Linked DNA regions of Homo sapiens: all the other regions are linked to region 3. A link is a loop called in an ENCODE intact Hi-C map of the cell type or tissue named here. Cell type or tissue: PC-9. All regions are shown on one strand.

Region 1 (2,500 bases), 77 kb before region 3:
AAGACCATATACTGACATATCTTGGATTACACAGGAGAGAAAAAAGATTAGTTACTCGGATTATTAACTACAAATGTTTATTGAGCTGAGAGCAAAACAATTTTTTGATGATTCTTACAAAGTCAATTCTAAAAAAAAAAAAAAGGAAAAAGCCAATTCTTCCACAATGGCCAGCTTGTAGAGCCACTAAGTCAGAAGCACTTCCCACCTGGAGCCTCCTGGGCAGCCCCCAGGACACCCCCCTGTCCACATGCCACTAGAAGTCCACACTTTCCACACTTTTATTTTGCTTTTGATCTTCAAAAAGGGGTCCTCTCTGAATCAGAGGAACCAACTGTGTTAGGAGACGAAATGTCCAATCAGTTACGCAGCACTTTAAATTCTCAAGTATCAAGAGTTGCTGTATCATTGAATCAGCATTTATATTTACAGTAGAATTTGAAAACACCTGGCAAAGCCAAGTTCCCATAATTAAGTCCAAAGCACATATTCAGAACCTAGTCTATTATTATCTTTATGTGTCAGAGGAAAACCTTGTTATCCCTGAAAAGTTGAGGTCTAAGACTTTAAGAAATTGGAAACAAACTATCTCTATGGTTCCATATACCTCCCCAACTTTCCTTAAATCCTGAACAACTCTTTAAGAAATATATATTTCTCAAAGCAATGAGATGTAGAAAGGTACCTCTCTGAATAATCCTGCATGCCTGGAGGGCGGGCAAAGCCGACTTCACCAGTGACTGCCAAGCCCAGCATTGTTTTTCTCTGGACTGCAGATTCTCAAAACAAGAGACCTGCCCAAAGTGGAAGCCTCAATTCAAGTCCAAAAATAAATGACAAAATAAATAAGAGCAACAGAACACACCCATGTTCATGTTTGAGGGGACCAAAGAACCAAGGGTGGTCTGTTAGATGTCTAGACCAAAATGTATAACACCAACTCCTCCCAAGCAAAAGCAGCAGCCTGTCCGTCCTATACTCTCAACCGTGGCGCCTAAAGGGGAAGTGGCTCCACACAGATGACATAGGTCCACCCACTCAAACCCCAACGGGGCCCTCACAGCCCCCGCACCCTGCACCGTCCTTCACAGAACCAGACCCTCTTTCTTCCCAGCATCTGCAAGTGGCAGAACAACGGACTTTTCCCATTTGGAGAAAAATGCTATTGCAGCTGGAGAAACATTCTTGGAAGTTATGAATAAGATATTCTGATTGTAAGGAATTGTAAATGTGATGCTGAAGTGTGTGAAAGTATGAACAAGCAGACGAGGAAATATTATGGCGCCATGGTAACAGAAACTATGGAAGAAACTCCAGTTCACAGAACTGTTTAAAAATAAACCGGATACTCAAATACCAGTGAAAAGCTACAATGACTCACACTGTTCTCCTCAAATACTTACAAGAACAGCCAGTTCTTTAACACACTTGTCTTCCAGGCTTTTTCCCCATTGGAGAAATGTGAGACAAAGAGAGTAAAAAGGAGCTTTGAAATTTTCTCTAATTTTACCAGCAAGTTGATCTGAATAACAACTTATATGTTTTAGAGTTGAGATGGGAGTATGGAAACGTGCAGAGAGCACTGAGGCTTTGAATAAAAACCATACTAAATTCAAAACATATAACCGAGGCCCAGAGTATGCTCAACTGTGTGCCCAAATACCAGTCAATCTGGTAAAGAGCTACAGCACAATTTCTACGGGAAACGCAAGACCTTCAAGGCACTGTGTGTGTGCAGATCGCCTTTTCCCTTCTTTTCCCTTCTTGGCTTCTGTGTACTCCCCCTCCTTTGGGCCCTGCCTCAGCTGCACATCCTCCAACTACACTTGCACACCTTTCAATGTGGCAGCTGCACACAGAACACCTCCTGGGGCCTCCCCACTCTGGCTTCCCAGCCTGCCCAGCAGCCTTGCCCCTCATGGGCTGGCCCTGATAGCCACACGTGCAGCACACTGCCACCTGAGACTGCCGCCTTGCTGGTCAACTCCCACCTACCTTGCAAGGCCCAGTTTGAGTGTCATCTCCTCCAAGAAGCCCCCCACCGTTCTAGTGACCCTTTGCCCACCACTGTCCCGTTATAGTTCCTCTATGGTGCCATTATTTGGCCCCCATTCCTCTTTCCCCAACCAAGTTGTTAACCCTGGTAGATCAGACCATACTCGAGTCACCTGCCTTCCCTAGTGCCTATCACGGTACCCACAGCTCCTCAGTGAGGGTCACTGAAAGAAAAAATGGAGCCAGGGCATGGATTTCTTTTCTTTCTTTTCTCTTTCTTTTCTTTTCTTTCTTCCTTTTTCTTTTTCTTTTTTTTTGAGACAGAGTTTCGCTTTATCGCCCAGGCTGGAGTGCAGTGGCGCAATCTCGGCTCACTGCAAGCTCCACCTCCCAGGTTCACGCCATTCTCCTGCCTCAGCCTCCTGAGTAGCTAGGACTACAGGTGCCCGCCACCGCGCCCGGCTAATTTTTTTTTTTTTTTTTTATTTTCAGTAGAGTCGGGGTT
Region 2 (2,500 bases), 64 kb before region 3:
ACTGCTCCTCCAGCCTCACCACTCACACCACACTCCTGGCCACACTATACACGCTCTGGCCACCGTTAATCACCTGTGTCTACCAACACAAGCACCACACTCCTATCAGCTCCACCCCTTCACACACACTGTTCCCTCTGAACAAATGCACAAATGAATTAGAGGAGGTGGAGGAGAAATCAACTTCTCATAGCCAAATAGTTTCAAAAGCAAAATAATAAGAATCCTTCCAATTACTTTTATAACATAAAGAAGTGTTTAAACTGCATGTGAGCATAACATACCTAATATAATCCAGGGTAGGGTCTCCAGAAGTATGGGTACCCCAAACCTGCCACAGTCTAAGGGGGAAGTAAGGACAAAGCTAATAAAGCCAAAGGATTTGTCCCTGGGGGCAGGAGTGGAAGCACTCACTGACTGCCACTGCATCCAGGAAGGAGGCACACATTGGCCTCTGAGCCTGGCGAGAGCAGCAATGTACCACGGGCTCACCCACTACTTGGGAGGCTGAGGCACAAGAATCACTTGAACCCAGGTGATGGAGGTTGCAGTGAGATCGCACCACTGCACTCCAGCCTGGGGGAAAGAGCAAAACTCTGTCTCAAAAAACAAAAAGAACAAGTGCTCACTGATTTGCCACCATGTCCCCACAGCAAGAAGCCCCAGTTACACAACACACAAAGCTGCCTGCCCAGGACTGATGCAGTGTTATTCCAACATAATCTTAGGATCCCTTCACACAGGCATGCGCACACACATGATCCTCTCTCGTCCAGCTGGGGATCAGGACTTCAGAGCACATGAGGACGCGTCAGCTCATCTCTGCCACCACTTCCCTCGCTTCTGGTGTCCTCACATCCTAACCACAGTATTTAACAACTGACAGATGGCCACAAATACAGGAGACATGTGGACCATGTTGCAGGGAGCTGGGCCGTGGGTCCGGGTACCTGCGCTTCCCCTCTGATGCCTGAAATTCTCTGTGCGGCTCCATTCCCCTTCGTGCCAGTCTTCAGGATCATGCCAGAGCAGCCACGGCCACATACTTCCCGACGACGCCTCCTCTCCGTCAGAGGCACCTGCCCAGTGGGACAGCTCTCCCTTAAGCTGCAAGTTTTCCAACTCAAGAGACGCACTTAAACCCTAAAAAAGAAAACTCACACAGGCCCAGATGAGACAGAAAGATTCTCCTGGCATAAATAGAAGGAAAAAATATAGAATGGGTCAGGAGGCTGCCCTTTGTTCAGGTCAGAAAATAGGGGCATTCACAGGCGGCAGAGTGAGCAGGAAGGAGGGAGAAGAGGAATGCTCCAGGCCACCTTCGAGGTCTGCTGTGCCAGGTTCCCAAGACAGACAAAGAGTATTATTGACAACATGCATGAGTCAGAGTGGCCCCAGGTCAACGCTTCAGCTTCTTTCAACCCCTCCACTTTCAGGCAGCCCCTTCTAGAAGCAGGACTTCCTGTCACACAAAGGGCCTCTGTGGCCCTTTGTCCACAAAAGAGGAGCGGCCTCTTCCCATGCTTGGAGGCAGCCGTTTCAGAGGCTCTTCCCTACCCAACAGTCTGATGAGTGGAATCCTCAAGAGGAGCTGAAGCCCTGGTCTGAACAAGCTGAATATGAGAGACAGCAAGAGGGGACAACACCAAAGAACACGCTAGCCTGGATGCACAAATCTAGAAGGTCTCTGAAATCTGCATCTATGAGTCTTCACAAGACCCCTGGGGGTGGGGGGGGGGACCTCTTAATGATCCAGCTGCCTCAGGCAAAATACCTAAGAGCTCTGCGCCTGACACTGCTCATGGGTAAAATAGAATCCAATCTGCCTGACAGGTTGCACGGATCAAATGGCATCCGGCTGGGACCTGGCACAGTGCCTGGAGTATGGGGACCTTCCACAAGCATTGGCCAGGGAGAAGGTGACTGGGGCCAGGCTCCACGGCAGCCCAGCTCCTGAGCCCGTAAGCCAGGTGCCCCCACACTGGGGCACTCCATTCTCACAGGGTCGATGGACACTTGAACAACCTCCTCCAACACAGCGGCCAAGAGCTAGGAAACAGTTCTGCACAACATGCTACGGGGACACATAGAGGGTCCAGAAAGGGTGCCCAGGGCTGATGTTTCAGTGGGAATTCTTCAGCAGGAGCAGCAAGGAAAGGCATCCCAGGTAGAGGAACCTGTGTGACAAAGGGGAGTTAGAAACCAGCCCAGTGCAGGGTCCCGCTGGTCCTGGAGGGCAAACCCTGGGAAGCTGCTGTGGCTGTGAAGGAGGGGAGAGGGGACTGACAAATGGCAGGGCGCTGAAGATCAGACACCAGCTCAAGTCACTAGTTACTCCACCACAAGAGTGACTTCTGCTCCATTTACCTACCAGCAATAAAAAGTAGAATGTCCTGATAAAAGCCCACCATAAGAATGCTAGGTAAGCATGGACAAGAAGAGGTCACACCCATCAGAAGCGCTATCTAGAAGTGAACTACCTAAATACCTTCTCAACCAG
Region 3 (2,500 bases):
TTGTCCCAGACCTCAGGGTTGGTCAGGGAAAGGCTGGACAAGAGCCCAAGGCTCCTAGTCTCCATCCACGCTCCTCCCCCTCTGTCATCTCATATTCTTGGGAGGAAAAATAATCATATAAATTTTATCTGGCCACAGAATATGTACTATAAACCACCACACATGCACTTTCCAAAGGTACAGCAAAATCTCTAGCCTTATTTATCATTTTTAAGGCTTCTTGCGAGGTCTTTGATAGTTGAGACATCATTTTATTTTTTCTATTTTTTTTTTTTTTTTTTTTTGAGACAGAGTCTTGCTCTGTCACCCAAGGCTGGAGTGCAGTGGCACAATCTCGGCTCACTGCAGCCTCTGCCTCCCGGGTTCTAGTGATTCTCCTGCCTCAGCCTCCCGAGTAGCTGAGATTATAGGCGCACGCCACCATACCCGACTAATTTTTGTATTTTCAGCAGAGATGGGGTTTCACCATGTTGGCCAGGCTGGTCTCGAACTCCTGACCTGAAGTGATCTGCTCCTTTACTTCCCATAGTGCTGGGATTACAGGTGTGAGCCACAGCGCCCAGCCCCATTTTATTATTTCTATATTCTCATCTCCGTCTAGTTCAGTGCCTAAAATCAAGAAACACGCAAATGATTTTTTTAGGATTGAAAATAGGCCAGGTGTGGTAGCTCACACCTGTAATCCTAGCACTTTGGGAACCCGAGATGGGAGGATCACTTGAGGCCAGGGGTTTGAGACCAGCCTGGCAAACATGGCGGAATCCCATCTCTGTTTAAAAATACATATATATATATATTTTTTTTTAATTGAAAATAAAAAAGACCGGCCAGGCACGGTGGCTCACGCCTGTAATCCCAGCACTTTGGGAGGCAGAGGCGGGCAGATCACGAAGGTCAGGAGATCAAGACCATCCTGGCTAACATAGTGAAACCCCGTCTCTACTAAAAATACAAAACATTAGCCAAGTGTGGCGGCGGGCGCCTGTAGTCCCAGCTACTTGGGAGGCTGAGGCAGGAGAATGGCATGAACTCGGGAGGCGCAGCCTGCAGTGAGCCAAGATCACACCACAGGGCACTTCCAGCCTGGGCAACAAAGCGAGACTCCGTCTCAACAACAACAACAACAAAAAAAGACAAGAAAGGAAAAGAAAAAAGACCTTATTCTAGGAAACAAGAAAGACTCTATGGTGCTTTAAGTTTTATTAAGCAAACAGATGAACATGCATTTATGGGAATAAGCACAATTCAATAGGTAACTTAAGGAAAGGTGGTTTTTATTTGTTTTATGTGTGCTTTTCATCAAAATGTCAAAACTTGTGCTCTTTGGTGGCCACTGTCCCTCAAGTAGTTACCTTTGGAACTGCAGAGATACCAAAAAATGATGTATTGTGCAGAATAATTTGAGAATTCTTTGAAGCCTGTCTCCAGTCCACAGACAGAGCATACTCATCTGAACACTAAAATTCTGCAGAAATTCCTACAAAACTATCCCAAGAACCACCACTGGGACGCATCTGGAGTCTGTCTGGGGCAGGGACGAATGATACTTTCTGGTATGTGAGGGATCAGTGCCCTGGCCATAAGGAAAGACTCTACCTGTGGAATGCAAACTGCCTTCGTAACTAAGGCATTGCTGCACTGCCCTCAGGTATGCAGCTACCATTCCAAACAACCTAACTGGAAAAAAACTAAGCCAGCACTATTGCTCACATGAATGTGGTCATTAATCGCATAATCTACAGGGCGGCCTCCACAAAGCTGCCATTACAATCTGATGGCAGATAAAGCAGGCCCGAGTCAGCTGGGAGGTTCACATGAAGGTGGCCAGAGAGCATCTGGTAAATGCCACTGCGAACTCTAAACACAAGGTGCCATCACTATTATTAAAGAAACTTTTCGATCTGTTTGATATTCCACAACATCCGGAATCATCCACTGATAACCCCTTCAGAATCAGTAAGCCTGAGCATGACGCCCTTAACACAGCACAGACTTTCAAGGTATAGAGAAGAAACAAAAGGCAAGGACATCTGCGAGGCCGAGGCGGGCAGATCACTGGAGGTCAGGAGTTCCAGATCAGCCTGGCCAACACTGTGAAACCCCATCTCTATTAAAAATACAAAAACTAACCAGGCAAGGTGGCAGGCGCCTGTAATCCCAGCACTTTGGGAAGCTGAGGTGGGCAGATCACCTGAGGTCAGGAGTTCCAGATCAGCCTGGCCAACATGGTAAAACCCCATCTCTATTAAAAATACAAAAACTAGCCAGGCAAGGTGGCAGGTGCCTGTAATCCCAGCACTTTGGGAGGCCAAGGCAGGTGGATCACAAGGTCAGGAAATCGAGACCATACTGGCCAACACGGTGAAATCCCGTCTCTACTATAAATACAAAAATTAGCCAGGCGTGGTGGTGGATGCCTGTAGTCCCAGTTACTCAGGAGGCTGAGGCAGGGGAATCACTTGAACCTGGGAGGCAGAGGTTACAGTGAGCTGAGATCGCA
Region 4 (2,500 bases), 150 kb before region 3:
CCCAATATCATAATGAGAAAAGCTGGATAATCTACCAAATTGTAACTTCTGTTGAGCCCATCAGAAAGCTGAGGTTGCAAGGCAACCAAGTAACCTCAGCGCCAAAGAGAGACAACAGAAGCCTCTCCAAAGACAGAACACAAGAACCCCTTCACCTTTGGCAGAGCGCAGGAGAAAGAGGTTACTGCCAAACTAGTTGGCAACAGGAAATCGGCTATAATTTTAATGAAGTCTTAAAGGCCAAGTGTAGGTTGGCATGTGAGTTTGGACTAGCTGGGGGCCTCAGATACAAAGGGAGTTCACATTCATTCATAAGCCCTTTTTAATAAACCTCCATCAGAAACCGTACTTCACAAGGAAGATGGGGACTGGCAAAGAGCCCGGAGAGAGACCTCTCTGTGGGGTGGGCATCCAGCTGCTCAGGAACAGGCACAGACCCCACCTGCTTCCTCTGGACTCTTCTCTTCTAAAAAAGCAGGCTGGGCACAGTGGCTCATGGCTGTAATCCCAGCACTTTGGGAGGCCAAGGCGGGCAGATCATCTGAGGTCAGGAATTTGAGACCAGCCTGGCCAACATGGTGAAACTCTGTCTCTACTAAAAATACAAAATTAGCTCGGCGTGGTGGCGCACACCCGTAGTCCCAGCTACTTGGGGACTGAGGCACGAGAATTGCTTGAACCTGGGAGGGGAAGGCTGCAGTGAGCCAGGATCAAGCCAGTGCACTCCAGCCTGAGCGACAGAGGGAGACTCGTCACAAAAAAAAAAAAAAAAAAAAGAAAGAAAAGAGAAAGAAAAAAAGCAAAAGCAGTAAATTCTCTCTGTCTCAGGGAATGGGCAAAGATCTGTTGCTGCCAGGGGAGGGGTAGAAATAAAACCCAGTAATCCAAATTCAAATGCAAAAAAGGAGGGGAAAGAGAAGCAGAATCCCTCTACAATCCAGGGGTTTGCCATGAGGATGGTGGGAATGTTGAGAAGGCCCCACCCTTTGAGCATCCTGGGCTACACATTTTTTTTTTTTCTCGAGGCGGAGTCTGGCTCTGTCACCCAGTGCAGTGGTATGATCTTGACTCACTGCAACCTCTGCTTCCCAGGTTCAAGCAATGCTCCTGCCTCAGCCTCCCAAGTAGCTGGGATTAACAGGCACCCGCCACCACACCCAGCTGATTTTCCTATTTTTAGTAGAGATGGGGTTTCACCATGTTGCCCAGGCTGGTCTCGAACTCCTGACCTCAAGTGATCCGCCTGCCTCGGCCTCCCACTGTGCTGGGATTACAGGGGTGAGCCACCACCCAGCCCAGTATTGTCCGTCTTGTAGAGTATTTGCATTCTAATTCTCTTTGCTGTTCGTCTTTCATGAAGAGATCCTGGCATAGCTATGGCCAAATGAAGCAGCATTGTGTTTATTTAGTTCATTTACTGTTTAATAGGAGCTTGCTGAAAGCCAAATCCCACCCTAAAGAGAAACCAGACATGGCTACATAGTCATATGATGAATCACAAGTGAGAATACGCACAGATCCTGTCCCTTGCCCCTGGAAGACAACACCTGTGGACTTTGCTTAGTGCCAAGCGAAAACAAGTGAATGCTATCTCTTTGACATATTCTTTCTGTATAGGCCAGATACATTTGAAATGAACTTACTGGGGCCAGGTGTGGTGGCTCATGCCTGTAATCTCAGCACTTTGGGAGGCTGAGGCAGAAGGATGGCTTTTGGCCAGGAGTTTGAGACCACCCTGGGCCACATAGCAAGATCCCACTTCTACAAAAAATTGAAAAATTAGCGGGGCATGATGGCACGTGCCTGTAGTCCCAGCTAATCAGGAGGCTGAAGCAGGAGGATCACTTGAGCTCAGGAGTTCAAGGCTGCAGTGAGCTATGATTGCATCACTGCACTCCAGCCTGGGTGACAGAACGAGACACTGTCAGTAAAAAAATAAAAATAAATAAAAAAAAAGAAGGCCAGGCATAGTGGCTTGCACCTGGAATCCCAGCACTTTGGGAGACCAAAGTGGGCAAATCACTTGAAGCCAGGAGTTTGAGACCAGCCTGGCCATCATGGGAGAACCCCGTCTCTACTAAAAATACAAAAATTAGCCGGGGGTGGTGGCGTGTGGCTGTAATTTCAGCTACTCACGTAGCTGAGGCATGAGAATCGCATGAACCCGGGAGGCAGAGGTTGCAGTGAGGAGAGATTGCACCACTGCACTCCACCCTGGGTGACAGAGGGAGACCCTGTCTCAAAAAAAAAAAAAAAAAAAGCCGGGCGTGGTGGCTCACGCCTGTAATCCCAGCACTTTGGGAGGCCGAGGCGGGCGGATCACGAGGTCAGGAGATCGAGACCATCCTGGCTAACACGGTGAAACCCCGTCTGTACTAAAAATTCAAAAAATTAGCTGGGTGTGGTGGCGGGCGCCTGTAGTCCCAGCTACTCGGGAGGCTGAGGCAGGAGAATGGCATGAACCCGGGAGGCGGAGCTTGCAGTGAGCCAAGATCACGCC

The links. A loop is a pair of places that touch in the nucleus more often than their neighbours do. Peaks named below come from ENCODE experiments on the same cell type or tissue, not always from the same donor. Only the 100,000 strongest peaks of a DNase experiment are listed, where the experiment ranks them.
Region 1: a loop joins it to region 3, with 4 times the contacts of the local background. A loop is called at or near these places in 14 of 110 quality-filtered maps.
Region 2: a loop joins it to region 3, with 3 times the contacts of the local background. A loop is called at or near these places in 17 of 110 quality-filtered maps.
Region 4: it touches region 3 in a loop (3-fold over the local background); 30 of 110 quality-filtered maps call a loop at or near these places.

The regions. Positions count from the first base shown.
Region 1 is chr22:42,932,622-42,935,121 of GRCh38, forward strand. The region is part of intron 1 of PACSIN2 (protein kinase C and casein kinase substrate in neurons 2); the gene reads right to left. Among named protein-coding and RNA genes, the nearest start is that of ARFGAP3, 77 kb to the left of the region's middle. RefSeq lists enhancers at 1,396-1,912, 1,913-2,428. In PC-9, no CTCF peak of the experiment used is centred here; a DNase peak (open chromatin) is centred at 1,330; H3K27ac peaks cover 2,457 bases.
Region 2 is chr22:42,945,947-42,948,446 of GRCh38, forward strand. All of the region lies in intron 1 of PACSIN2 (protein kinase C and casein kinase substrate in neurons 2), which reads right to left. Among named protein-coding and RNA genes, the nearest start is that of PACSIN2, 68 kb to the right of the region's middle. RefSeq lists enhancers at 721-1,613, 1,614-2,500. In PC-9, no CTCF peak of the experiment used is centred here; DNase peaks (open chromatin) are centred at 1,425, 1,755 and 2,415; H3K4me3 peaks cover 1,533 bases; H3K27ac peaks cover 2,500 bases.
Region 3 is chr22:43,009,603-43,012,102 of GRCh38, forward strand. All of the region lies in intron 1 of PACSIN2 (protein kinase C and casein kinase substrate in neurons 2), which reads right to left. Among named protein-coding and RNA genes, the nearest start is that of PACSIN2, 4.3 kb to the right of the region's middle. In PC-9, a CTCF peak has its summit at 1,431; a DNase peak (open chromatin) is centred at 1,669; H3K27ac peaks cover 1,742 bases.
Region 4 is chr22:42,860,770-42,863,269 of GRCh38, forward strand. No RefSeq gene overlaps it. Among named protein-coding and RNA genes, the nearest start is that of ARFGAP3, 4.7 kb to the left of the region's middle. In PC-9, no CTCF peak of the experiment used is centred here; a DNase peak (open chromatin) is centred at 1,452; H3K27ac peaks cover 2,485 bases.